Regions from separate parts of the Homo sapiens genome. Here all the other regions are linked to region 1. The links are chromatin loops, found by intact Hi-C in ENCODE. Cell type or tissue: PC-3. All regions are shown on one strand. Region 1 holds the start of LOC124902507 (a long non-coding RNA gene). Region 2 holds the start of LOC105378492 (a long non-coding RNA gene). Region 3 overlaps NHLRC2 (NHL repeat containing 2).

Region 1 (8,000 bases):
TTTCTGGCAGACTGTTAAGGCTGATGCTCTTGCAGGGCCTTTTCAGAAATCCCCCGCTGGCCCCTCTCCCCTGTGAGGGGGAGTTCCCTTGATGGGGCAAATACATCTCCATCCCCAATGGCCCCCTCGTCAACCTGAGACACTTCCAGGTTACCCCCCAGTGTCCCACAGCTGGGGCCTCCTGGACCAGACACATCATGGTCTCTTAGTCCATTCCTGCTGTTATTAACACAATACCACAGAGTGGGTAATTGATCAGCAATGATAATTTATATCCTACAATTTTGAAGGCTGGGAAGCCCAAGATCAAGGCCCTAGTGGGTTTATGTCTGGTGGGGGCTGTCCTCTGCTTCCAAGATGGCACCTTGTCTCTTCGTCCTTTGGAGGGGACGAATGCTCTGTCCCCGACAGAAGGGCTGAAGGGCAAAAAGGGGGGCCTAACTAGTTCCCTTCAGCCCTTTTATAAGGCACTAATCACATCCTTGAGGGGTGGAGCCTCATGGCCTAATCGTCTCCTAAAGGCACCACCTCTCTCAATACTGTTGCTTTGGGGATGAAGTTTCAACATGAATTTGGAGGCACACAAATATTCAGACCATAGTAGCCCTACAGCTGCCTTCCTGCTCCCGCAGATGTGGGGAGCAGGGAATCCCCAGTCCAGCAGCTCCCTAGCACCTCCAAAACACTTAGTCCTCTCCGGCCTTCAGATTTTTTTCACAGCACTTAGACCCCAGTCCATGGAGACAGAGGCCAGCCTTCAGGGTCTCCCAATGGCATTAACACATTGTCAAAGCTCTCAAGGCTCCTCTGGAAATCTTCCTGGATTACACTCTGGGGAGGGGTAGGCGGGACTCACAGCACAGCCCCGTGTTGCACTATCACAGCTCACTGCAGTCTCAAACTCCTGGGTTCAAGCCATTCTCTGCCTCTGTCTCCAGCTTAGACGGGACTACAGGTGTGTGCTATCGAGAACTAAGTCTCTAAAAGTAGGATTTCAGATAACAGCTGTTGTCTGGTAAGGGAGAGTTCCTTCACAGCAGCCCTTTCGATGTCTGCCACAGGGCCAGGCATGGTGCAATCCCAGCACTTTGAGAAGTCAAAGCGGGAGGATCACTCTTCTATATCCTGCCTTGTCTTCCTTATCATCTTTCCCTGCTAACACAGAGATCTCTCTCATTTGTCTAATAGCTGGTTGTATTCCTTTGTTAGTTAATGTATTTATCAATTCCCTATTGAAGGCTTTGAAGCATTACTTTTTCTACAAGTGATATGGTTTGGCTGTGTCCCCACCCAAATCTCGTCTTGAACTGTGGCTCCCATAATTCCCATGTGTTGTGGGAGGGACCCAGTGGGAGACAATTGAATCATGGGGAGGTTTCCCCCATACTGTTCTCCTGGTAGTAAAAAAGTCTCACGAGATCTGATGGTTTTATAAGGGGAAACCCCTTTTGCTTGGTTCTCTCTCTTCCCTGCCACCCTTTAAGATGTGCCTTTTGCCTTCTGCCATGATTGTGAGGCCTCCCCAGGCACTTGGCACCGTGAGTCCATTAAACCTCTTTTTCTTTATAAATTACCCGAAGTCTGGTATGTCTTTATCAGCAGCGTGAAAACGGACTGATAACGACAAATCAATTTTTTTTTTTTTTGAGACAGTGTCTCACACTGTTACCCAGGCTGGAGTGCAGTCACATGGTCACAATCACGGCTCACTGCGGCCTCAACCTTCCGGGGTCAAGCAATCCTCCCACCTCAGCTTCCCAGGTAGTGGGGATTACAAGCACATGCCACCATGCCTGGCTAATTTTTTGTGCTTTGGATGGGGAAAGAGTTAACATCTGAGAAGATAAAAGTAGAATCTGAAAGGAGGGAAGCAACAGAGAATCTGGAAATGTGGCAGGGCCAGGGCAGGGTTGGGTTTGGAGTGGGAGGCGTGTGGAGACAGGTTTGGGAACAGCCTCAGTAGGGGAGAAGTTGGAATCTGGAAGAATTTGGAAACAGGTTTCTGAAGGGCTTCAGGGCCTTTATGCTTTTTTTTGCTTATTTCTTTTTGAGCCTTTCTCTTAGGTTTGGGAGTTTGCCAAAGGAATGTGCTCTGCAAGTAAGTCAACAAATAGTTCCCGAGGATCTGCTCTATGAAAAGCCCAAATTGTCTTTGAAAAGCATGCACTGTTTAAAAATGTTATACTGTGGTAAAACATACATAACATAAAATTTGCCATCGACTATTTTTTGAGCAATATTTTTAATGATGCGTAATAGACGTACAGAGTTTCAGGGCTTCCATCAACCATTTTTAAGTGCACGGCTCAGTTGTGTTAAGTATAGTCACACTGTTATACAACCCATCTCCAAAGCGTTTCCATCACCATTGAACAACAGTTCTCCATTTTCCTCCCCCTGGACCCCGGCAACCGCCTTCTAGCTTCTGTTTCTATGAGTTTGGTTACTCTAGATACCTCATGGAAGTGGGGTCATTCAGTCGTTGTCTTCGTGTTGCAGAGCAAGCATTTTTAAGTCCTGCTATGTGTCCATCACTGTGTATGACTCCGAAATAGAAAAGGAGGATCGTTAAAAATGGATCTTTTTTTCACTACCACTGTGATCAGCAAAACTGGGAAAAGGGCAGACCTTGGCTGTGGCCTCTCACATTGCCCCAGTCCATGGCATGAGCGTCTCACCCAAACTTCTATTCTGGCCCTAACTTTCCTCCCTGCCCCCATCCAATGCTGCCTGGACCAGCTGTCACACTGGACTCTGGGACAAATTAATTCACGTGAAACTGCTAATGGCTGACACAGTAATAAGTCAGATTGTGTTTCAACATAAAGATTTAAATCTCTTTTTAACAAAAATATAGAGAAGGGGGTCTCACTATGTTGCTCAGGCTGGTCTCAAACTCCTGGGCTCAAGTGATCCTCCTGCCTCAGTCTCCCAAGTAGCTAGAACTATAGTTGTGTGCCACCAAGAACTAAATCTCTAAAACTGGAACTTCAGATGACAGCAGTAGCCTGGTAAGGGAGAGCCCGTTCACAGTAGTCCTTTAGGTGTCTGCACAAAGCAAATGGGTTTCTCTCTGCCCATCATTGTAAGCCTGTGACCCTTGGGACAAAACACTTTGCCTCATAGGTGCATCCTAGGAAGAATCCATCCTACTAAAGTTGCCATCAACTGGCAGAGCACTCAACTGGCAGTGGTGTGACCTGCTGTCTCCCTGCTCTGTGCTGGAGTGGAGCCTCTGTGATCTGCCTCTGCCACAGGCAAAGTTCTCAGGGAAACTAGAGAAACTGGACTGACTTGGGGGAACCATTTATGACACCAGGTAAAAGACCATGGAATCCAGGCTCTTCAGGGCCATCGCTGTAGGGGCCTACTTCCTGTCTTAGTTCAGGTTCTAGAAGCAGAGCCTAAGACAGGGATTCCGGGGCATGTGATTTCTCCAGGGAGCGCCCTTCAGGAAAAACCTCCACGAGCATTAGGGAAGGACGGGCCAAGCAAGGATGGATCTTGGGTAAAGCCGAGCTGTGACCTGAGGCCCAAGGGCCGCTGGGGCATTTCCACAGGGCAGTCACACCGTCCTTCAGAGAAGGGGGCTGGCCTTTGTGCCTCCTCAACAGTTAGCCTCTGGCTGCAGTAGCAGGGCTAACCTCCCAGGTCACAGCAGCTTGGGACAAAGTCCCTGCCTGGTAAAAGATCTGGCTGGTTCTTTCAGGGGAACGTAACATCTGCATGACTCATGCGTGCAAACCACCCACACGCTAGGAATCTGAAGTGGTTGCTCCTAGAAACAGAAATAAACGACCATCCAGTGATGAAGAGTTTTCCCCAGCAAAGAGACAACTCCAGGGAAGAGCTTTCCAGTGTGAGTACAGAGATTGTGGTTTAAGGTAACTAATGATTTGCATAAAGCCAACTTCCATATTACCTGACACATGGTAAAATATGGACACAGTGCTTTTTGAGAGGTAGAGAAAAATAACTCAGTACACAACTTTACTGCCTGTAAAACCCAACACCAGAAAATTCCCTCCAATAAGAATCGGCACCAGACAGGCGTTGAAATATTTAGCATCTTCTGAGATGTAATTACTACTCCGCTGTGTGCATCTGTGTTTGCTGTCCCCTCCGAATGGAACAGGATGTGATTTCACTGAATTGGCAGATTTATCCACCTGGCTTTTGAGCAGTTGGTCATTTTTCAGCCTGGTGGTGAATGCCTTTCCCCATACCCCCAGCACACAGGCAGGCACCCTCCGCCCCCAGCTCCCAAATCCAAGAGAAAAACTCAAAGAGAACTCAACCGAGGGTGGATGGTTTTTCTGTCAGTTACCTGCTTTCTGTTCCTTCCAGAACCTACAACGGCCGTGACACTGGGGGCAGATCAGGAGTCTATAAATGACATATGACTAAGAAGCAGAGGGATACCAGCTGCTTATTGACAAAATGGGTGGCTCCCAGTGAGGCGTGGAAGGACAGAACTGGCCCAGACCAGCTGGGAGGCCTTGGCACATACAACAGAGCCTGCTGGGTCACAGCACAGCCATTGTCATCCTGTGAAACGTGAACCTGACCTTCTACCCAACAAGTTAATATCTCATATGGGTTTCTCCTTGGTTTCTTGCAGGATTTATACTTATCAAGGTAGCACTGATTTCAAGGAAGTAGCTTCTCTGTTTCTTTATGGCTGAATACTGTGTCAACTAGTGGTTTGCCCAACCCAGAAATTCAGGGTGATGAGACTGTGCCCTTTAGGGTGGGGTGCACCCTTCAAACTCCTGCATCTTGTGGGCAGATGGGCTTCAGTCCCAAGGAGTTAGCCTCTTTGGGGTACACATCCGGTGCTGGGGCCAGGGAAAGAATCCAGGTTCCCTAATCACACGAAAAAGGTACCTCCTCCTCTGCCAAAGTTCACTGTCAACTCTGTCCCAGGGTCCCAATAGCGCTAACATAAGCCCCCCTCCACCAGTGTAGAATGGTGGGTCATAAGGTGCTGGCAGGGATGTGGAGATCAGCCAGCTCAGGAGGCTTCACACTGGCTTTGGCTTACAGTCTTTAAATAAAAGTAAAATGTAAAGATGAGGCAGCTCAGGTCAGTGCAGAGGGGAGACCTGACTCCTGCTCACTCACCCACCCCCGTCCACAGGCCCCAGGGGAGCTCCGTGGGTGCCCCTGGAATCCCTCAGCACTTTGGAAAGCACTGAGCCAATGCAATCCTCCTTCTGCACACGGAGAGACTCAGACCTGAAAGGGAAAGCCACGGGGGGTGGGTCCTGGGTCCTTCTCGCCACCCTATGCAGTTGGCCTCCTGGCCCGCACGCTTCAGAAGGCTCCTGTTGGAGCCCTGTCCCTTCCCCAGGTCAAGTCCTCTCCCTGGTCACTGCTCCACACCAAGTGCCAGGCCTGGTTTTTATTGTTCTCAGACTCAGTTCCTGCCTCTTTATCCCCATAAGCCCAAGGCCCCCTGCAAGCCCTTTTCCCCACCTGTGTGTGTTCTGCAAGGGAGGCACCTGAGCTGGGGCAGCGACTATTTACCTTGTTGAGGCAAAGGACAAGCGTGACTTCCTTTGTTTGATGTTGCTACGTTATTAGAAAAAATAAAACCACAGGCCCAACAAAGAGGTTTCAGATATGACTGGATGGCACCATCTCCCAGGGCCATGGGGGTTGAGGCCAGAGCCCAGGCTAGGTGATGAGAACCACCAGGACACAAAGACAGCAGACTCTGTGATGTCGACACAGAAAAATGACAAGGGGATGACGTCACTCTCCTGGAAGCTTCGGAGTCCACCTGCCTCCCTAACGAGGCATTTCTTAAGGCCTGAAATGGCTAAGGCCTCACCCCGCTGAGTCCTTCCTTTTCTTACGTCCTGTGCTCTCTCTTCGCTTCCCCGCCCTCTGCTCTCCACCTTTGCCCTGTCACTTGTTTCCCTGCTCCCTGCTCCTTGCACCCACTCCTTCTGTCTGTATCTGGCCTCCACATGTCTATTCTCTGCCTTTTCTTGTTGCCTGTCTTTTCCTTCTGTGCTTCTATCCTGCCCTTCTTTCTGTTTCTCCTTTAGCTGTGTGCATGAACACACTTACTTGCACACAAGCACATACAATGCAGGTATGCACATGCGTACACAATCCCACACAAGTTTACACTCAGAGAACTACACACAACCACACGCAGAAGCATGTGCACATGCATGCCCACATGCACACACAATGCATGTGTGCACACACACGATCATCCACAATCAAATACAGTCCCGCATAGACAATCTCATACAGCTTATGCTCACGCAGTCACACACACACACACACACACACACACACACACTCACTCACTCACCTCTCTCTAGACCAAGCTAAGTAAACTCAGAAGAGACCTGCTTTTAACCCACAGGCTTGTTGACGCCTCTTTGTACTAAGAGTGATTAGCAACCACAGGAGTGTCTCAGCTAATTAAATAAGTCTGAAGCCGGGGACCAAGAAGCTAGGAGTCCTCTTGTATAAAACTGGTTCCAGCCATGGCACCCCCTGGAAAGGAGCTTCCTGTCTCAGTCATTTGAGCAGGTGGCGACTTCAGCAGCTGCAGCTAGACTGCTAAGAGATGGGACTCCCCATAACTTTTGAAGACGGTTGTGGTTAGAGTTTGGAGGCCTACTTTGGTTTTGATCTTCGGAGACTGGGTTTAGAAAGGAAGCATTATTTTGAGAAGGGAGATCGTAATCACACTGGCTTTTTTGATTGACGTCTGCAGTCTGGCTTAAAGGGTTCCTTGGGAGAAATGCAGGGTTTGCTACTTAAGCTGAAAGCAGGCTGGTAGGTCTACCAGGTCAAAGAACAGAAACTAAGGGATTCTGAGTTTTCATCGTGGCCCTGCTGCTACAAATCAGCTGCTTGACGCAAAAGTCAACTGACTTCTCAAGGCCTCAAATGACCTAGTCTTACCATGTCAGTATCCTAATAGTCCATTGCCTAACTAAAAATTTTGTGCAGAAAATAATTGATCAGGGTTGAAAAGTAACAAACAGGAAGTTACAAACCATTCTTATTTCTTTTTAATGTATTTGAGGCAAACAGAATGGTTTAGGATTCCCTGTTAGATGGTAGTTTGAGGACATTTATTGTGAAGACAAGCAGACTTTCAACTAAAGTGACCATGGTGCCTGAGCACTTTATCAGGAAAAGTAGTCTGATAAGAATAAGGAAAGTAGGACAGAATCTAAAATTGGGAACTTTCCAGAGAATCTGCAATATGTGGTAGTTTTCTGAAATTCAGTCATCGCCAAGGGCAATGATGTAGTATTGGATAATAATTAGTGCCCAAAATAAGTTCTCCCACATATCACAAAAATGTTAAATAAAGTTTAATGTACTCCATTTAAGCAGAAAGGAATAATAAGAACATAATCTCTCTCTGTATATATGATGAAATATATATGGAGAGAAATATGGAGAGATATATGGAGTTATAATACATATATATGATTTAGACAGAATTTAATCTTCCTATGGATTAAAAATGTTCATCTGGCCGGGTGCGATGGTTCACACCTATAATCCCAGTGCTTTGGGAGGCTGAGGCAGGAATATCACTTGAGGCCCAGGGTTCTAGACCAGCCTGGGCAACATAGCAAGATCTCCATCTCTACACAAAAATAAAAAATTAGCTGAGAGAGATGGTGCACACCTGTAAGGCTGAGGCGAGAGGACCACTTGAGCCCAGGAGTTTGAGGCTGCAGTGAACTACTTCACATCACTGTACTCCAGCCTGGATGACAAAGTGAGACTCAGTGTCTCTCTCTCTCTCTCTCTCTCTATATATATATATATATGTATATATATATATATCTATCTTACAAAATGTTTAAAATAAAAAATGTTTGGGTCCTAAACAGGCAAACCCTCATCTCTGTGGAAAAACTCATATATCACCATGACATATTTTGCAAGAGTCCCAAGTAGCAGAGATTTCCCCATATGCAATTCATAAGCAATTCTCAAGTGCCTAGTAG
Region 2 (8,000 bases), 51 kb after region 1:
TTCATTTCAAATTTTCCCAAAGGTACTTGAATAGCACATGTACCCATTCCTGAAAATTTCAGAACATCTTGGTTTGAAACAATGTTTACACTGATCTACCTGAGAGAGTGGGTACCTATTTGCTTCAGACACACAAACACTGTCAATATTCCTAAGAAGGAAAAATGAGAGGGACCTATGCCCACAAAAAGAAAGCCATTTCTTTTCTTTTTTTTTTTTTTTTGACAGAGTTTTGCTCTTGTTGCCTGGGCTGGAGTGCAATGGTGCAATCTCGGCTCACTGCAACCTCTGCTTCCCGGGTTCAAGCGATTCTCCTGCTTCAGCCTCCCAAGTAGCTGGGATTACAGGTGCCAGCCACCACACCCTGCTAATTTTTGTATTTTTTTAGTAGAGATGGGGTTTCTCCATGTTGGCCAGGCTGGTCTTGAACTCCTGACCTCAGGTGATCCACCTTGGCCTCGGCCTCCCAAACTGCTGGGATTACAGGCGTGAGCCACCACGCCTGGCCAAGAAAGCCACCACACACTTGCTATGACTTTGTATAAGCAGCTCAAGATCTCAGTGTCTCTACTTGCCTTTGTCTCTCCTACTCTCAGCGTTGCTATTACAACAAGAAAAATCATTTCCAAGATGTTACCTTATTTTGGAGAAAGTGTCACATACATAAATCCACACCAATATAGAAAAAGTCTGACACTGAATAATGAGAGATTTGTATGTCTTAGGAGTGTCTGAATTGATTCTCTTAATAGAGTGAACTATAGTTATAATGAGGGTTCGAAGGGTGGCCTTCTTGAATTATATATAAATATATGTTGGAGCAAATATTTAAGAAAGTTTTAATATCTTAATTAGAAGCTACTTTGACTCGAAAGATTAAACATAGTTATCATAGGACTTAGTAATTCCACTCCCAGATATATACCAGAATTGAAAACACACATCCACACCAAGATTTGTATGCAAATGTCCACAGCATTATTATTCATAATAGCCAAAAAGTAGAGACAACCCACATGTTTATCAACTGGTGAGTGGATGAAGCATATGTGGTATATTTATATAATGGAGTATTATTCGGCAATATAAAGAAATGAAGTTCTGATACATGCTGCCACATGGATGAACCTTGAAAGCACTTAGTCTACTACGTGAAAGAAGCCAGTGACAAAGGACCACAATTATATTATTTCTATTATATGACATCTCCAGAATAGGCAAACCTGTAGAGAGAAAGTAGATTGGTGGTTCCTTAAGGCTGGAGGTGATGAAGGGCACGGAGGATTAGGGAGTAATGGTTAAGGGATACAGGCTTTCTTGTAGCTATGATGACAATGTTCTATAATTGTGGCAATGATTGTGCAACCTTGTGATATACTAAAAGCCACTGAATTGTACTTTTTAAATGAGTAAGTAGTATTATATGTGAATTATATCTCAATAAAGTTGTTAAAAGCAATAATTACAGCCCACTGTCCCTAAATTATTATTTATTTATTTATTTTAGAGGCAGGATCTTGCTCTGTCACCCAGGCTGGAGTGCAGTGGCACAGTCACAGCTCACTGCAACCTCAAACTCCTGGGCTCAAGGGATCCTCCCACCTTGGCCTCCCAAAGTGCTGGCATTACAGCTGTGAGCCACCACGCCCAGCCTTCTTTCCATTTTTAGAGGAGGGTTCAGGATGTTAATTTAATCAAGACTGAGTTGTTAAATGCCATCATAAATATTTATTTGTTTTTAGTTTATTATTACCATTATTTTGTAGAGATAGAGTCTAACTATGTTGCCCAAGCTTGTCTTGAACTCCCGGCCTCAAGCAATCCTCCCACCTCAGCCTCGCAAAGTGCTAGGATTACAGACATGAGCCGCCATGCCCATCCTAGATTTTTTTAGTGATATGAAATCAGTTAACAGAGTTGATTAAACAGTTGATGTTTATAAACTGGTGGGTCGCATTGCTGAGGCTTTTATTCGTGTGCTTATTTGTAATTACCTTCCTTGACCTGCCTCTAGGGTGAACTTTTAACATTAGTCAAGAAGTTGCCATTTTCAGGCTGTCTTTGTCAGTTTGGACTGTACTAGTACCATAGACTGGGTGGCTTATAAACAGAAATTTCTCATAGTTCTGATGGCTGGCAGTCTGAGATCAGGGTGCCAGCATGGTTGAGTTCTGGCAAGCACCCTCTTCTAGGTTGCACTGCTGACTTATTGTATCCTCATGTGGAGGAAAGAGGGCAGGAAAGTTCTCTGGAATTCCTTTCATAAGGGCACCAATCCCATTCATGAGGGCTGTACCCTCATGACCCAATTACCTCACAAAGGCCCCTTCTCCTAATATCATCACATTAGGGGTTTGTGTTTTAACACGGGGATTTGAAGAGGATGTGTTTAGTCTAAAACAAAAGCTAGGCATTTTCTGCACCTTTGAGGATTTACCTAGCCGGGTCCTCCAGAAGACAGAGCAATCTACCTGTCAGGTATTTATGGTCTTTCTCCACTGGATAGCCTTTTCTTTTGTATTTTAAAATATTTATATTTATTCCTCACTTATGAATACAATGTCACTTTGATTAAAAATTGTGTTCTTACAATGGAGCTGTTCAATCACCATGGCAGAGCAGTCTTGACCATGTCTTCTTGTCACCCACTCAGCTGTAACTAAACTCTCCGGTATGATCTGAACTTGACCTTCAGACAATGACAGCCCAAGCATGTTGTTGGTTTAATGTCATGTCAGAGCTGTGACCAACAATAGCCATAATTGTGTCCAAACAGTCAACAATGTCAAACAAGACTCTCAAGGGTACATTGTGCTGGTAAAACTGAGTTTGATGACATTGGCTGCTCTGTCTAGCAAACGTTCTGGATTCATTTTTATTTTGAAGTTTTACTCCTCTAAGTGTTTCTATAGGAGTATTTTACATTTTAACCTTGTTCAGTCTCTGTGTTCAAGGTTGACAATCATTTTAATGGTCTAGGTTGCATCCATTTTGGTAAAGGAAAGCGACTTGTTTCCAAAGTCTCCAAAGACTATGGTGCTTTTTACCCACACACGGTGGCTTTTTGGAAGAATTCCAGAGAACATATTGTCATTATTGATAAAACAAACGAACAAACAAAATTATATTCCCCAGAGTCATTGCAAGCGTATCTTTCATGGTTATAGATTTTAACAACCTTGAGTTAAATTATTGTTGCACAATCCCACATTGATCCATGCAGTAAAAAAGACACATAAATCATAAGAAATATTCTAAATATTTCAAAAGAGAAGATGCATAGGCCAATGACAGGGTTTATATTTAGGAAATATGAATGTAACAATTCCCATAGAATCGTCAGTGCTGTGCTCACCAAGAAAATGGCCATTTTAAGTGGTATAAAATACCACTTGCACTGAATGATTGACTTGATTTTCCTTTGGTAATAACTTTGGTAATAACTTTCCTTTGGTCTGTTATGTTAACACAAGGAAGTGTGTCACTAGCTTTTGTTTTGTTTGTAGTTTAAGTGTTCCATACAATAGCAAACTAGGAACGCATTTTATTGGGGAGGAAGAGTAATTTATTCTTTTCCGTAAAACTCAAACCACGATGAATTCCAAGTTCCCCAAAATAATTTTTGTGTAGATGATAAACAAGCAGTGGAATTCCAAGGCATGAATCACTTATCTGTTTGAGTAAGTTGTCAGGAGCTCTAAAGCATTGGAGAATGGGGGCTGCTGTGGGTGATGGATTGGAAGATGGGTCGCCCCAACTTTGGATACACAGCAGTGAGCAAGGGTGGGCTCTGGAAGTGCAGCAGGTACATATGACAAGTAGGGAAAGCTTCAGAGTGAAAAAAATGTAAATACGACAATGAATTATTGAACTTAGACACATATTCCAGCAAAAGAAGCAGGTGGCTGCATTTCCATCTTGAATCAGTGAGAAACAAAACAAATGATTCATCAACCTGTGGTCTCTGGGAGGAGCAGTGAGTTGGAGACTGCCAGTCAGCCATGCTCTTAACACCTGTGACAAGTGAAGACCCAGTCAAGGGTCAAGGGCCAAAGGTCAAGGATCTCTGGACAGCTAAAACCCTTAAACAAAAGTCCTAGGAATGCTATGCTAGATTTCCTCTATGCACCAAAACTAACCCACCTCACTTTCTTTTAAAATAATTGATAACATTGAATTTTCCTGAATATAAGAATAACATGCATTGTAGAAAAAAAGACAAGTGTAAAAAAAATTACATATACTTTTTCTGCTCTGAAATAATTACCTTTAACAGTGTAGCATTTGTCTTTATAGTTTCTGTACAGATATAGTTATGACACAATTGGAACCATGATAAATATCCAGTTTTGTATCCTGCTTTTTCACTTACTGAAAAACCACTTAATATTATATTGTGAGCATTTCTCCACATCATAAATAGCCTTAGAAACATGATTTTTAATGGCTGCAGAACATTCTATTCCATGAATGTATCATACTTAACTATATCCCTACCTTAGGCATTCAGATTGTTTTTGACTTTTCATCATTATGAATGGTTCTGTCATGAACATTCTTCCTCACTTATTTTTAACAACCCAGGGCAGAGGAATCTTTGTGTTCAGTGTGGATAAAATTGCTAACATGGTCAGAAAAACGATGGCACATACTTAGGCAGGAGTTTCAAAATACTTCATCCACCAAAGATTTAGATCTGGGTGCTCTGGAGATGGCATTTCCAGTGAATAAGCACACAACCAGCCAACCTTTGCTCAACATTTTATGTCTAGATTCCAACTTGTCTTGAAATAAGGCCAGTCAACAACTTGCTTCCTCTAAGGGGTAACCAAGCCTCATGTACATGTAGTAGCACAAACATCCCTGATGAAGCATGACAGCACATGTCAGATGCCCAGGATGAGTGACTGCGGCAAAATGGTGAAGAAGGGAAAAGGGGCCTGTTGGCTCCAGCCTGATTTATTCATGTATTTAATTAGTGGTAAAACATACATAACATGACATTTACCATTTTAACCATTTTTAAGTGTACAATCAGTGCCATCAGGCACAGTCACATTGTTGTGCAACCATCACCACTATCCTGTTCCAGAACTTTTCATCATCCCAAACAGAAACTCTGTACCTATTAAACAATAATTCCCCCATTTCCCCCTCTCCCCAGCCCCTGCTAACCATCATTTTACTTTCTGTCTCTTTACATTTGGCCGGGTGCAGTGGCTCACGCCTGTAATCCCAGCACTTTGGGAGGCCTAGGTGGGAGGATCACCTGAGGTCAGGAGTTCGAGACCAGCCTGGTCAACATGGTAAAACCTCGTCTCTACTAAAAATACAAAATTAGCTGGGCATAGTGGCAGGCACCTGTAATCCCAGCTACTCAGGAGGCTGAGGCAGGAGAATCACTTGAAACCAGGAGGTGGAGGTTGCAGTGAGCTGAGATCAAGCCATTGCACTCTAGCCTGGGAAACAAGAGGGAAACGCCATCTCAAAAAAAAAGTTGTCTTATTCTAGCTACCTCATATGAGTGAAATCATACCATATTTGTTCCTTCATGTCAGGCTTATTTTACTTATTTCACAAGGATGACTATTTGCAACACCGATCAGAATTTCATTTCTTTTTAAGACTGAATATTATCCCATTTTACGTGTATATCACATTTTGTTCATCCATTTACCTATTGATGGATATTTGGGTCGCTTCCACTTTGGAACTATTGTAAAAAATGCTGCAATGAATATTCGTGTGCAAATACCTGTTTGATACCCTGCTTTTGATTCTTTGGGGTATATTCCTAGGAGTGGAATTACTGGATCATATGACAATTCTAAGTTTAATTTTTTGAGGAACTGTGAAGCCGTTTTTCACAGTGGCTGCATCAGTCTCCTCTCCTATCAGCAGTGCAGGAGGGGTCCATATCCTTTGACAACTCTTGCCTATTTTCTTTCTCTTTTTTCTTTTCTTTTCTTTTTTTTTTTTTTTTTTTTTTTTTTTTTGAGACAGAGTCTCGCTCTGTCGCCCATGCTGGAGTGCAGTGGCGCAATCTCCGCTCACTGTAAGCTCCTCCTCCCGGGTTCACGCCATTCTCTTGCCTCAGCCTCCCGAATAGCTGGGACTGCAGGCGCCCGCCACCGTGCCCGGCTAATTTTGTTTTTGTATTTTTAGTAGAGACGGGGTTTCACCGTGTTAGCCAGGATGGTCTCGATCTCCTGACCTTGTGATCTGCCTGCCTCAGCCTCCCAAAGTGCTGGGATTACAGGCATGAGCCACCGCGCCTGGCCCTTTCTATTTTATTTTATTTTATTTTTTAAATAGTAGCCATCCTCATGGGTGTGAAGTGGTGTCTCACTGTGGTTTTGATTTGTTTTTCCCTCATGACTAATGAGGCTGAACATCTTTCCATGTGCTTATTGACCATTTGTCTTTTTTTTTTTTTTTTTTTTTTTTTTTTTTTTTTTTTTGAGACGGAGTCTAGCTCTGTCGCCCAGGCTGGAGTGCAGTGGTGCGACCTTGGCTCACTGCAAGCTCCACCTCCCGGGCTCACGCCATTCTCCTGCCTCAGCCTCTCTTGCAGCTGGTACTACTGCCGCCCGCCACCATGCCCAGCTAATTTTTTTTGTATTTTAGTAGAAACGTGGTTTCACTGTGGAAGCCAGGATGGTCTCGATCTCCTGAGCTCATGATGCACCCGCCTCGGCCTCCCCAAGTGCTGGGATTACAGGCGTGAGCCCCCGCGCCCGGCCTTATCTATCTTTTTTGAAGAACTGTCCACTGTTTTTTAATTGGGTTGCTTGAGGAAGCTGCTGTGCTTGGGACATACAGACACCCAGCAGCTGGGTGCTTTCCACACAGAGCGCTTGTTGGCAAGGAACACTGATTCCCCAAAAATGCACAATTCAGAAGGGAGTTATTATGAGGCAAAGGGGGCTCCTCCTGGGATCCTGACACGGGAAGTTCTGTGGGCCTCCAGGGACCCGGAAAGGCGTCAGGCCGCTACCCTGTCCCTGCCCCTCTCTCTGGGGCTGTGTGGTCTTGTCTCCGCCTCTCCCTGCACGTCTGCTCCCCCAACCCACCCACCAATGGCAGGCAAGAGCTTCATCCCTGCTCCCCACCCTTAGCTGCTGGCTTCCCATGACACAAGCCCAGGCCTCATCTTCACATGACCCCAGGGCTCCAGGGTCCCCCAGTAGACTCAGGCTTCTCTGTCCCTTCATTCGGAATTTGTCCTCTGAGGTCAGAAGCCTTTCCTGACCCAATCAGCTGTGGTCATAGGGCCAGTCGCTGAAGGCAAATACTGTCAAGCCGGGTCCTGATTTCAGCAAGGGCTGTGGGAGGGGAGCACTTCAAATAAGGGTACATCATGGGTGGGCAATGATGGCTGTGCTTAGCACACAGAGGAGAAATGTAAAGCTTTCCAACCGTCTAATATCCCATTACTTACTATATCCACCTCTCAAACCCCCGAGAGCATTTGACATTGGATATTATTTGCCCTTGGCTTGATGTATTGTCTTTCAGGATAACGCGGCTGTCATGCTCAGAAGGCATCTTTGGATGTGGATGTGACAATGGCGTGCCCAATGCGGAGAACAATTTCCACTTCCATTCCAAAGACTGGATACCGAGCTAAGCTAGGCAAACTTGCTTGATTCAGAGTATTTCCACGTGAACCTGCTGCCAGCTGGTCTCCTTAGCGCTACATGCAAGCTATAGTCTCTTCTCATCTTTTCATTTGGTTCGAAGGGAAAAAGGCAATCATCTTACTTTTAGGGTAGTCAGAACCTGTGGAAGCCAAACAGCAGGGTGATGTACGCCCACAGCCTCTAGAGTCAGCCTATGTGAAACCCAAATACACTTGTGAAACACTAAATTTTTATCATTATTTACAGGTTATTGATGACCTGTAGTGCACACAATAAGTGATGACGCCTTGTACTTAGAACAAGAGGCTATTAGAAATGAATTCATTTCTTTGAAATGTAAACCAAGGATAAATCACA
Region 3 (8,000 bases), 64 kb before region 1:
TGTATAAAACAATAGAGGCTGAGATAAATAGTACTTATGTTATAATTATGAAAGATTGAGTCAATTTGGTCAGGAGCTGAGCTGGGCCTTGGTTTTATTATTGCTATGTCAATGCACCACATGTTTTAAATTCCTCTAGCTGGGCAGTTGTTGCCTTCTGATTTTGCCTCAGTACATGGGCCTAGATTAGCTGGAGGGTTTTCTTAGTGTTAGTGCTCTACCCTCAGCTTTCAGTCGTCCCTGTACAATGAAGCCACATGGTGGTTCCCTCTCTCCACTCTTGCAGCCGTCCCAGGGATAGACTGCTACTCGTTGTTATTCTGCCCCAGGCTTGTGTTGTGTATGGGGATGTTCTCTGTTGTTCAGCCTCAGCCTTGGGAAGGCCCTGAGTGCCTAGGCCTTGAGGAAAGGATGTGGGGAGCTTTTTCATTGTTGCTGTTCCTCTCTCTGGCAGCCAGAATCTGTCTTGTGTCTGTGATTGGTTTGGGGAGCCTCCTGTTTCTCCCCTAGCAGAATGAGAACTCTGCTTGGTGTCAGTAGAGCATTTTTTCATCTACCTTTTCCACAGCTGTAAATGGTATTTTCCTGTGCTCTGTGGAAAGTGACAGGCTTTGCTGCCCTTCCCTAGTGGCTTAAGACTTTGATTCATAAGAGGTTTAGAGACTTTGTAGAAACAAATCTGTGTAGAAGCACTGATGGAGAATTTCACGGATGCTCTTAGGAGGGTTCTAGTCATAGGTACTTAAAATGACAGAATTTTTTTAAAGCTGGATTTCAGGTAATTTTCATGTTGATATTTCTTTTGTTGATTTTATTTGTTTTCTAAAAATATGTCTAATCTCTACTGATAATTATGAGTGAGTTTTGCCTTTAAAAATATTTTCAGAACCTTTTCAGCCTCTGTCATTGTCGTTTTAAAAAATTTTTAATTTGTGATTGTTGAAAGTCAGTAATATTAAGTGCACTCTTTTTTGTAATTTTACCTTCTATTTGAGATTGGGAGGTATGTATGAGGTTTGTTGTGTAGGTGTAAGTATACTCTTAATTTAAAATGGAAATGTTCATGATTACCACATTCTTTTTAGAGGGAACAAATCTAATACCCATACTCAGTGATGGAACTGTGTGCTTTGGAGGCCACACTCCAGGATGAACAGTTGTAAATTGTTAATATGACTCTTGTTACTTTGATAGACATTATAAATGCCAGCCCTCTTTTTTTTTTTTTAACTTTCATTTTGTTTACAAAAACAAACTCTTCAGTGCTCAGGGTAAAAATTTCTGGAGAAGTGGTCTAGCACGGTGGCTGTGAGCAAGGACTCTGGAGCCAGACCAGCTAGGTTTGCAGCTCCACATCTTAGTAGTTGTGTGACTTTGGACAAGTTTCATAGCCTCTTTATACCTCAACTTCCCCATCTAAATTGATGATACAAATAGTGCCTACCTGAAAGGCTTACCATGAGGATAAGAATTAATATATGTAAAGCACTTAGAACAGTGTCTGGTGCATAGAAAGCATAATATAATATACATGTTTGCTATTATCACTGTTTTCTATAAGATAAGAATTTTGTCATAAAGTGTCATGAACAGATGCTGATGATCTGAACCAAACCAAAAATGGGAAGGCAAGGGACTAGAAAATAACTTTAAAGACATTATCCAACCATAGACCATTCCCAGGGGTACAGGGAGAGAAAGGCAGAGGGGTAAACCTCACTATGCATCCCGGAGTAGGAGGCTGTGGGTACATTTAATCAGATCCCTGTTTCTGATCACAGACAGAAATGCACTTGAGTACTTGTTACCAGAGCTAAGTCTGCATGGGTCAGAGGCAGAAGGAGGGTGAAAAACGGGCAAGTAGAGAACTGAACCAAATAGTTCCTTCATTCTCATCAGAACACTCATAATCTAGAGTCAGATTCACTAATGAAGTCGTTTTCCAAGTTTAGCTGGGTGAATTTCAGCAAATTATTTAGCCTCTTTGAAGCTGGCTTTTTATAAAATGAAGATGATGATAATAAGACTTGTTAAGGTTGTTAAATTGAAGGAAATAATCCACGTAAAATTATTAGCTCGGTGCCATCAACACAGAAAGTGACCTGGGTGATGATTATCATTATCCTCATAAGTTGGTATGTAGAATTCCAAACACCTGAACCCTGACCTGACACTGCTGCTGCTTCTCTACTTTTTCTCTTTCCTCGGGCATCTGAAGGAAATAAGTACACAGAGACCAAAACTAAACCAATGCCCATACTTTATCTATCACTGGGAAGCTTTTGCCTTATTATAGTAAGCCCCAGCTGAGCTAGACCGACCTGTTTGGAGAACTAGATAACAAAGTTAAATTTGATCTTTCACTCAGCTATGCACCAACATAGCTCTCCTTTGCCAAGACAGAGGCTCTAAAAGCAAGCTAAGAAAAGCAAATGTTTTTGTTCCTAAAGCTTAGAGCTAAATTTGCCTAACTCACCCTTATGAGATTTTCTTAGAGTGGGACATTGATGTGAAAGAGAAAGAAAAATGCAGTTTTCAAGGTGGGAACAGGATGACAAACCAGTTCAGAAGGAATTCTTGCAGTAATCCCTGATAGTGGCTTAGGTCAAGGTGGAGGTGGTGAGAAGTGGTCAGATTTTGAATATATTTTGAATAAGGAGCCTACATAATTTGCTGATGGATCATGTGTGACATGTGAGAAAAAGGAGGAATTAAAGATGACTCCAAGGCTTATGACCTGAGAAGCTAAAAGGATGGAGTCCTTTTATTTTCATTTACTTGGTCAACCTTCCAGTCTTGTTACCCATAAGGTCCTAACATTGGCTGGAGCTGACTTTTCAATCAAGATAAGTTGTATAAAAATATCTGTCTATATTTCTCTCAATAATGATTCTTAGTGTAGAAGGCTTATAAATCTTTTTTACCCTTAGGTGTTTGATGTTTTTGAATGTCGTTATAAATTTTCTTGTATATTTGCTGCTGTAAACCGATAAAAGAATTTATCCTTGCTTATTGACCCTGTACCCAACAACATTGCTAAATTCCTGTATAAAATTGTGAAGATTTTGTGTGCATAGTTATGTCATCTGCTAATAACTACAGTTTTATTTCTAATCTTTTTGTGCTTTGCTTCTTTTTCCTTCTTTGTTGCACAAACTAGGACCTCCATAAGGTGTTAAATAGAAGTGTTGATAGTAGGTATCTTTGTCTCATTTTTATTCTCGGGGATGTTTGTAGGATTTTGTTCTTAAGTAGGATGTTTGCTGTGACTTTCTTAAAAATGTTCTTTATAAGATTAAATAAATTGCCTTCTGATCCTAGTTTGCTGAGTTTTTATCATGAATGGAAGCTTGTTGGAGATGTTGAAAGGCTTTATTGTTATGTGTGGCTTTGGAGTTCTCAGCCCTATCAGATCCCAGATCCCCTTCCTATAATACATTTTATGAAAAGCCTCCTTTACCATACCTAAAGTGAAATTCATAGGTAGTATAATCCACCTGTGCTATATATTGATATATACATAATATAAATATAGAGAAGAAATAAGCATAATTTATAATAAAATAGTGTAGTCATTATGTAAGTGATCTGGCATGACTATATTATCATATGATATATTACCCATCAAATATCCACAGCATTTTTTAGGGTGGGCTGCCACTCCCATTCAGCATCATTGTTTGAGAGGATAATAGTACAGGTTCACATCTATAGCAGACTTCTGGGATTAGAGATGAATCATTAGTACTATTAGGAAATACCAACCATCATTAGGATAGCTTTAGGGCTTTTTTTCTTTTTTTGTGGTTTCTAGGGGAAAGTTTACTCATTCAACAAATACCTACTGAGCATTTGGCATGTGCCAGGCACTATTCTATGTGCTGCTAATAAAACTGTGAATAAAACAAAGCTGCTGGCCTCTTAGACCTTATGCTCAGTAGAGGAGAAAGGCAGTAAATTAATAAATATGTAACATGTAAGATAGTGATAAATTCTACAGTGAAAAATAGGCAAGGTAAGGAGCTAAGAATGATGGGTGTGTGGTATTAGATAAGGGGAGTAGGGAAGAAGCTTGAGCAGAGATCTGAATGTTCATATCTGGATGTAAGCTTTCTAGGATGAGAAAGGAGGGAGCACACTAAGGTATAGAAGTTGAAAGACAGCAAATTATTTAGCACCTAACATGATGCCTGGCACCATGTTAGGTGCTTTGCTTACACTGTTTTATTCCTTCCAGTAATCTTATGTAGAGAGTGATGATGTGCTCATTTTACAGATGAGGAAATGGAGGCACACACATTAGAAAGTGATGTAGCTACTACAATTCAAATCCAGACCCACCTGGTTCCAAAGCTAAGGAATTGGTGAAGGAATGCTTTCAGGAGCCCTCTTCTTTTAGTGGTCTATCACATTACCATAGGAGTAATTACATTTCATTGAGAAAAATGGGAGAACTGGGTAGAGGACTTGAAAACATAATCATTTACATTTTTTCATGTAGCATTTTAAAAATATTTGAACCTCCACAATGAGATACCATCTCACACCAGTTAGAATGGCGATCATTAAAAAGTCAGGAAACAGCAGGTGCTGGAGAGGATGTGGAGAAATAGGAACACTTTTACACTGTTGGTGGGACTGTAAACTAGTTCAACCATTGTGGAAGTCAGTGTGGCGATTCCTCAGGGATCTAGAACTAGAAATACCATTTGACCCAGCAATCCTATTACTGGGTATATACCCAAAGGACTATAAATCATGCTACTATAAAGACACATGCACGTGTATGTTTATTGCGGCATTATTCACAATAGCAAAGACTTGGAACCAACTCAAATGTCCAACAATGATAGACTGGATTAAGAAAATGTGGCACATATACACCATGGAATACTATGCAGCCATAAAAAAGGATGAGTTCATGTCCTTTGTAGGGACATGGATGAAATTGGAAATCATCATTCTCAGTAAACTATGGCAAGAACAAAAAACCAAACACCGCATATTCTCACTCATAGGTGGGAATTGAACAATGAGAACACATGGACACAGGAAGGGGAACATAACACTCTGGGGACTGTTGTGGGGTGGGGGGAGGGGGGAGGGATAGCATTGGGAGATATACCAAATGCTAGATGATGAGTTAGTGGGTGCAGCGCACCAGCATGGCACATGTATACAAATGTAACTAACCTGCACGTTGTGCACATGTACCCTAAAACTTAAAGTGTAATAATAATAAATAAATAAATAAAAGAAAAAAAAGTATTTGAACTGGCTGGGCATGGTGGCTCATGAGCGCCTGTAATCCTAGCACTTTGGGAGGCTGAGGTGGGCAGATCACGAGGTTAGGAGATCGAGACCATCCTGGCTAACACAGTGAAACCCCGTCTCTACTAAAAATACAAAAAATTAGCCGGGCATGGTGGCGGGTGCCTGTAGTCCCAGCTACTCGGGAGGCTGAGGCAGGAGAATGGCATGAACCTGGGAGGCGGAGCTTGCAGTGAGCCGAGATTGCTCCACTGCACTCCAGCCTGGGGGACGGAGTGAGACTCCGCCTCAAAAAAAAAAAAAAAAATTTTGAACCAATAAATGCTTTGAAATATTGTGAATGGAAAACATTCCAAATTAAGTTAGAATGAATAAGATTATTCATTTTCGTGGGCTTTCCATGTTTTTATTTCTCTTACCTACTGAAGTTTTTGTTTTGCTTGGTCATTTCCATAGTTGATAATATCATTGACTATGCAGGAACATAAAAGTCATTTTCATTGTTTAATACTAAAAGTTTATTATCTTAGATTTATGGTAGATTTAACAGAAATAAGCAATTCTAAACTGAGTGCTTTCTTAGGTACCAAATATGATCTGTTGGTAATACATGCATTATTAATACTCACTGTAAAATTAATGAACTTCTTAAGTGGAAGAGGTTGTATTATACTTTTTACCCTCTATGGTGTCTATTGAAGGGCTGTTCAGTTTGTAAATGTATTTATGTTTTCCTAGTACAAATATGTAAAATTAAGGTCCAGATTCACTAAATGATCATGGCTAACATTTGAGTGATATTGCCTCCAAGCATTACTCTAAGTGCATCGTGTGCTTTGAGCCTTTTATTTGGATGCCAGTATATGTAACATAACAGAATATTTTATGAGCTTAGGTTTCCTGTTCATTTTCGTAGTCCCGGGTTGTGGCTCTAGAATAACTGAAACATTGTGGTATGCTAAAAATTAATTGTGGAAAGCTTTTGATGTAGTTTTAAGGTGATTAAGCAGAGACAGTCCCCAGAATATATGTGTGCCAGTGTCACTTTTAATAGTTTATGTCATGTAAAATAAGAAATCAGATGTTTAAAACATTGTTAATGCTCGTTGTAAAATTAACAAACTGCTGAGGCAGAGTTCAGATGCAGAGATGCAGAGGACTTACTGCTGGTAAGAATACTTTGGATTCCTGTGAAATTGTTGTGGGTAAAATTACAAGTCTAACAAAGTAAACCTTTCACAAGAAAACAAAATTTTCAAAGATAACTTGAAACATTGCAGATATTTTTATTTATCAGATGATTCACAAACATATTGTTATCCTCCATAAATTTAACATTTTAAAACCATTGGAGTGTTTGTATTAACCAGATATGTATATAATAATAATGATTTATTTTTATAAAGGTTCAGAGGTCCAAAGAGGTGACATTTTATGGATAGCCATGGCAGGGACTCATCAGATATGGGCACTCCTGCTGGACTCTGGCAAACTGCCAAAGAAAAAGTAAGTGACAGCCTCTCTCTTTGAGTAGACTGTACTACTTGGTGTTCATATAATTTCTTTTTTCAAAATCACCATCCTCACTGTACCAGTCAGGATGTGCTAGGTTGTACTGCCATAGCACACAACGCAGATTCTCAGTGACTTAAAACAAGGCGTGTTTATTGCTCACTCACATGGGTTCACTGGGGAGCACTCCTCTGTTGCCCAGGCTGATGAAACAGCCTGGAGCTTTCGGGAGCTTCGCCAGTCATCCTGGCACAGTGAGAGAGAAAGAGGTAGTAAGTCACTCACTGACTGTTAAAATTTCTACTCAGAAGTGACACACGTCACTTCTACTTACATTTTATCAGCCAGAGTAAGTCTTAGGGCCACACTTCACTTCATGGAACCTGCAAAGAATCATTCTCCTTACTGTCTAGAAAGAGAACTAAGAATATTCAGTGGACCCTTATCTTTTAAGACATAGTTGAACTATCTCTAATCATTCATTCAAACAGTTGAATACCACATAGCAGAGTGCTTAATAACTCAGTTTTTGTAGTCAGGCCTGAGGTTGAATCCTGGCTCTGCCATTTACTATCTGTGTGAGTTTAGGAGAGCCACTTTAACTTTCAAAGCCTCAGTTTCCTTATTTATATTACCTCATAGGCTTGCTTTGAGAATTAATAATATATGTGGAGAGCTTGGCATAGTACCTAACATGTACAGTAAACATAGGTAGCTTTGCTGTCACAAGGATATAAGGATGAAAGGGTAGTGTCTGCAAAGTTTCTCATATTTTTTTTCCTTAGACCCTTTCCTCTTCCCCCAATACCCCAGGCAGAACTGGCCATACTCTTCTCTGTGACCTCACTGTACCTGGTGTATAGTTACATCACTGCACTAAGTTTTCCTGCCCCAACCCGCTGCCCCTTCCTCTTTCTCTCTCTTCTCTCCTTTTGATTGTTTTTATTTTTAGCCATTTCCTCCTACTAGTCTCTTAAAGGAAAGGATCCTCTCCCATTCATTTTTCTGTCCCTTGTACCTAGCACAGTATTTGGTACCTAAGAGGAGCTCAGTAACGGTTTGAGGATAAATGAATAAAAGCCGTTAACCGGAAAGGCTGTCACGTAGCCATGGAAAATGATCATTGCAAGTTACCGTTATTAATAGAAAGCTGCTTTTATATAGATCCTTCAAAATAGCAGATATTCCAAATAGTGTGTATGTTTGTGCATGTTGCT

Evidence for each region. Peaks named below come from ENCODE experiments on the same cell type or tissue, not always from the same donor. Only the 100,000 strongest peaks of a DNase experiment are listed, where the experiment ranks them.
Region 2: it touches region 1 in a loop (11-fold over the local background); 4 of 110 quality-filtered maps call a loop at or near these places.
Region 3: it touches region 1 in a loop (6-fold over the local background); 2 of 110 quality-filtered maps call a loop at or near these places.

Annotation. Positions count from the first base shown.
Region 1 is chr10:113,955,139-113,963,138 of GRCh38, forward strand. It overlaps LOC124902507 (a long non-coding RNA gene), which reads right to left and starts at 5,504. Exons shown (of 2, transcript XR_007062296.1): 1 at 4,328-5,504; 2 at 2,224-2,544. RefSeq lists enhancers at 3,526-4,026, 5,503-5,792. In PC-3, no CTCF peak of the experiment used is centred here; a DNase peak (open chromatin) is centred at 3,743; H3K4me3 peaks cover 657 bases; H3K27ac peaks cover 2,054 bases.
Region 2 is chr10:114,005,798-114,013,797 of GRCh38, forward strand. It overlaps LOC105378492 (a long non-coding RNA gene), which reads left to right and starts at 2,394. Exons shown (of 3, transcript XR_946332.1): 1 at 2,394-2,478. In PC-3, no CTCF peak of the experiment used is centred here; no DNase peak of the experiment used is centred here; H3K27ac peaks cover 733 bases.
Region 3 is chr10:113,891,433-113,899,432 of GRCh38, forward strand. It overlaps NHLRC2 (NHL repeat containing 2), which reads left to right. Exons shown (of 11, transcript NM_198514.4): 6 at 6,678-6,777. Among named protein-coding and RNA genes, the nearest start is that of NHLRC2, 41 kb to the left of the region's middle. In PC-3, no CTCF peak of the experiment used is centred here; a DNase peak (open chromatin) is centred at 3,779.